Regions from separate parts of the Homo sapiens genome. Here region 2 is linked to region 1. The links are chromatin loops, found by intact Hi-C in ENCODE. Cell type or tissue: natural killer cell. All regions are shown on one strand. Region 1 holds the start of LOC124905170 (U7 small nuclear RNA). Region 2 has its middle 48 kb from the start of LL22NC03-102D1.18.

Region 1 (2,500 bases):
TCCTGCCTTGCTAATGTGGGCACAGCCAGGACCCCTGGCTTAGGCACTCTAGGTGCTGCTAAACAAATCCTTACTACCATTCATTATAAGTAGGTTGATGCAAAAGTAATTGCGGTTTTTACCACTACTTTTAATTGCAAAACTGCAATTACTTTTGCACTAACCTGATAATTGCTCAGGCTTCAGGGACCTGTCCTCTCAGCATCTGTCCCCCCTAACTGGGGATTACTACCTAATGTCCACATCAGGTCCAGAAAAGTAGGGAGGAAAAACCAGCAAGAAAGGTGACTTGACTCCTGTGTGCCCCTAACCTTTTAAAGCACCTTGCCTGGGTCATCTAAGATCTGCAGAGTGAGGCTGGGATTAGGATTGTTGCCCAGATCACAGAGCAGGAAAGAGTGGGCCCCCCAAAAGGCTGGGGCTTGTGTCCCTACTTCACTGGTCTGTCTGCAGTGCCAGCCTGCCCTTCTTGGTACAAAGCATGTGAATTAGGGTGCTAGCCATGGCACCACCTCCACACACACATGCACGGTTCACACAGGGCCGGGGCTGCACACAGGATCAGCCACCAAGGCAGCGAGAGCTTGGGGACTAGCAGGGCTGAGTGACTTTGGGTTTTATGAGATGCCCTGCAGCCTCTGCCTCTCTGGGTTCAAGCAATTCTTGTGCCTCAGCCTCCTGAGTAGCTGGGACTACAGGCATGTGTCATCATGCTCAGCTAATTTTTGTATTTTTAGTAGAGACTGGTTTCACCATGTTGGCCTGTGTGCCTCCTCACCAGAGGCAAGCAAGAGGGCAGGGAACAGGCTGCCAGGAAGCTCTCTTGTCCGTGGGGTGTCATGCAAATTAACTCCTCAAGGTGACAAGATGCCAAGCCCAGGGCTGCTATCCTCATTCCCCCTTCCTGTCACTACTTCTGTGGGTAGAAGAGGCAGAAGAGTTTCAACCTGGGCAGTTCAGGGCAGCTACTTAGAGCTTGATGGGCTCTAAGTAAAGGTTAGGGGCACACAGGAGTCAAGTCACCTTTCCTGCTGTTTTTTTTCCCTTCAAATCCTGAACCGATTTGAAGCCTCTCTGAATGGCTGCCTGTTTACACCAAACAACCCCCAAGGCAGTCAGCACCTTGCCTTTCTTGTCTTTTCTTCCTTCTGGGCCTGTGCACACTGGGCAGTGGCCCCCTTTATCCGAAAGACCTGGGCCAGGGCTTGGGGGTGTTTGTGATGTGGGGTTCTGTTTTTTTGGGGGGTGGGGACGGGGGCTGGTGGGGAGAGGTTCCAGTGAAAACTGGAAAACCTGCTAGAAAAATTCTAAAAGAGCTGTAACACTGGGGTTTTGTTTCTAATACAAAGTAAAACTACTGATCGCCAGTCAAGAGGGTGAACCCAGCTGATGTGGGAAAGCACCTCCAACCACCCTCACCCTGTTGCCCCAACACCTAACTAAAATACTCTATAAAATTTTTTTTAAGTGTAAAAAGTGAAGCTGTGCTTACACAGGAAAAGGACACTTCCAGGTGCCAGAAACCAAGAACTCAGCCATCATGAACAGGAAGTGAGGCCACCAGACCAGATACTCACTTTGAGGATGTTATTTTAACACCCTCACAGGGACAGGAGCCAAAGCCACAGCCCCTGTGGGGATCTGGGTTGGGGAACTGGGCTCTCTGTAAAAAGCTAAGAAGTGGCAAAATTGTTGCAGAAGTAAGATCTGAACTTTCTTCCCACCTTGAAAGTGGGAAGCTCAGCTAGGTGCAGTGGCTCATGCCTGTAATCCCAGCATTTTAGGAGGCCGAGGCAGGCAGATCACTTGAGGCCAGGAATTTGAAACCAGGCTGGCCAACGTGGTGAAACCAGTCTCTACTAAAAATACAAAAATTAGCTGAGCGTGATGACACATGCCTGTAGTCCCAGCTACTCAGGAGGCTGAGGCACAAGAATTGCTTGAACCCAAAGAGGCAGGGGCTGCAGTGAGCTGAGATCGTGTCACCGTACTCCAGCCTGGGTGACAGAGTGAGAGACTGTCTCAAAAAAGAAAGAAAAGAAAGAGAGAGAGAGAGAGCGCTCAGAGCTTGGAACTAACATAAAATAAATAAAAATCAGTCTGGAACAGAGGGCCCCATAAGATCCACACAGAGGCAACCAAAACCACCCCACAAAGAGTCCTGCTCTGGCTAAATAGAAGCCCCTGCAAAAACTGATGCGGCAGACAACACTCCAGAGCACTCTAAGCAGCTCAAGTGCATCCACCCAGGGGAGAAGTGCGGCTCGCAAGCGTCACACTGGTTTCCAGAACAGCATCCCACCTGCCCACGCTATGGCTTGCCGTGATGTGGAGCACCTCGGTGGTCTTTATGCGCACCATACTGTTGCTATCCTTCAGCAAAGCTTTCAGGTTCTCCATACAGCCTAGAAAAAAAAAAAAAAACAAACAAACCAACCCTTGAATTTTTGCCAGTCTCAGAAACCAACCAACCCAGAAGTCAATAAGTGGGCCAGTTGGG
Region 2 (2,500 bases), 380 kb before region 1:
CTCAGGACTGCGGCCCTCAGGACCAATGCCACCTAGCAGAGGTTTCCACGGGGCGGGCTGCCCCATTTCCTGACAGTAGGGACAACCTGGAGGTGGGTGCCAAGCAGAGGGCACTGCAGGGTGTGCCCAGGCCTGGAGGGTCACAGAGACACAGGCACCACACAGCAGAGACACTGAGGGCCAGAAGATCACTCAGGTAAGGGACTTCAGCAGATCTTTCTCCTGAGCAAATCAGGTACAAAAAAATTAAGATCCTGCCATCAGAATAGATAAACAAGGACTTTAATCTCAGCTGAGCTCCACTATCCAAGGAAGCAGAAGCCTCTGAGCCCAGGCCCAGGTGAGGGTGGGGTGAAGGGAGGAGCTCAAGGTGGAGATTTGCATGCAGGCCCCACCCTCCTCTTTGGCAGAGGAGATAAGACAGGGCTGGGGGCAGGCCCAGTGCTGGGGTCTCAGGAGGCAGCGCTCTCAGGACATCTCCACCATGGCCTGGGCTCTGCTGCTCCTCACCCTCCTCACTCAGGGCACAGGTGACGCCTCCAGGGAAGGGGCTTCAGGGACCTCTGGGCTGATCCTTGGTCTCCTGCTCCTCAGGCTCACCGGGGCCCAGCACTGACTCACTGGCATGTGTTTCTCCCTCTTTCCAGGGTCCTGGGCCCAGTCTGCCCTGACTCAGCCTGCCTCCGTGTCTGGGTCTCCTGGACAGTCGATCACCATCTCCTGCACTGGAACCAGCAGTGACGTTGGTGGTTATAACTATGTCTCCTGGTACCAACAGCACCCAGGCAAAGCCCCCAAACTCATGATTTATGAGGTCAGTAATCGGCCCTCAGGGGTTTCTAATCGCTTCTCTGGCTCCAAGTCTGGCAACACGGCCTCCCTGACCATCTCTGGGCTCCAGGCTGAGGACGAGGCTGATTATTACTGCAGCTCATATACAAGCAGCAGCACTCTCCACAGTGGTCCAAGTTCCTGGGGAACTGAGACCAAAACCTGCCCTGGGCTCTCAGGCCCCCTCCTTGCTCTGAAGATGCTTCCTCACCCAGTGCAAGCGGCTTCCTGCAGTGCGGCCTTGAGAATTCTTCTCTCTCAGCTCCTTCCCTTTCCACCATGAATTCCAAAAGGAAACCCGCTCTGTGGTTTCTCATCCAGGACAGGGACAGCTTCCTGATGCTTGTGTGCCGCGGTCCCTGAATGTGCAACTCTTGTTAGCTCTTCAAATGCAGGGACAGTGACAAGGAGCTTCCTGATTGATGCAGTCACTGCTTTTTTCAGGGATGTCTTCACCCTACATGCATCACCATCTCCCACACTGTGGGTAGAATTTTAGCAACTACATTCTGATGGTTATCGCCACAACTTTGATCTTAAATAACAATGCAGCGAACATCCCTGTGCAGCCTCCTTTGAGTTCCTGTGTGAATATGACCACAGGATTCATTTCTAAAAGTGAAATTGAGGGTCAGAAAGATGTGTGTGTGTAATTTTCACCCGTTGTTGTCAGATTCCCCTCCAGAGGGATTCTACCAATTTTCAATGCCAGCCGGAAGTACTTGTTCAGAGTACATTGTTGAAAGTGGAAGTTTTTGCCAACCTGTCAGACTCAAAAATGATACCTGTTATGGTTTTATTTTTGAGTCTCCTGTTCTGCTTAAGTTTGGGCCTTTTCAGAAATAGTTCAGTACTTTTTCTTTTTTAGGATTTGGGAAACTTTTTCTTAAATATCCAGATAAGAAGAATTTTAATCTTCGTGGCCGGACACCGTGGCTCACGCCTGTAATCCCAAGTGTGTTGGAAGGGTAGGATGGGTCAATTGCTTGCTCCCAGGAGTTGAGATTAGTCCGGGCCACACAGTGAACTCTCATCTCTATTAAATTAAAGAACATAAAAATAAATTTTAAAAGGAAGTATTTTAGTCTTTGTGGCTCAAGAATCAACTTTGGGGATATTCCATAGGTATGTATAGCATCATTTACAATGTAACCATTTAAAATGATAAAAGCCACTGTCAGCTCTAGGCCATACAAAAACAGGTGTCAGGCCAGGGATGGCCACAGGATGTGGTTGAACAGTCCCTGGTTTGTAGGGTTATCTGAGGGTTGAAAATTCCACCAGAATATGATCTAGGTGGGAATCTCTCTGTGAGGGTCACTGTATTTCACCTCCTGTATTAGCCTGAGGTCTTTCATTGGATAAGAACATGCTCACATCATCTATTTGATTGTATCATGGGTTTAAGACAACCCCGTGTCACAATCACATAACATTTATCTGCATTGCTTGCTCCGAGTTTTGGGAGAGCTTTAATTTATCAGGAATAGACTCCTCCTAAGGCAAAAGTCTGAGAGAGAGGGATGGGCATGTGGGCAAGATAGTTTGTACCAAAGCTGGAATATCCAGGGCAGGCTCAGAGAGAAGGTTACTAATATCAGCATTTGACTGCAGCCAAAAACAGAAGAGAACATGGAGGTTCTGAGAATGACAAATAAACAAATAGTTT

What was found. A loop is a pair of places that touch in the nucleus more often than their neighbours do. Peaks named below come from ENCODE experiments on the same cell type or tissue, not always from the same donor. Only the 100,000 strongest peaks of a DNase experiment are listed, where the experiment ranks them.
Region 2: a loop joins it to region 1, with 6 times the contacts of the local background. A loop is called at or near these places in 2 of 110 quality-filtered maps.

The regions. Positions count from the first base shown.
Region 1 is chr22:23,136,538-23,139,037 of GRCh38, forward strand. RSPH14 (radial spoke head 14 homolog) reads right to left here. Exons shown (of 7, transcript NM_014433.3): 3 at 2,303-2,405. LOC124905170 (U7 small nuclear RNA) reads right to left here and starts at 1,327; the gene lies at 1,268-1,327. RefSeq lists enhancers at 1,613-1,752, 2,303-2,392. In natural killer cell, no CTCF peak of the experiment used is centred here; DNase peaks (open chromatin) are centred at 1,504 and 1,964; H3K4me3 peaks cover 336 bases; H3K27ac peaks cover 2,500 bases.
Region 2 is chr22:22,758,257-22,760,756 of GRCh38, forward strand. It overlaps IGL and IGLV2-14. Among named protein-coding and RNA genes, the nearest start is that of LL22NC03-102D1.18, 48 kb to the left of the region's middle. In natural killer cell, no CTCF peak of the experiment used is centred here; DNase peaks (open chromatin) are centred at 375 and 1,335; H3K4me3 peaks cover 1,385 bases; H3K27ac peaks cover 2,380 bases.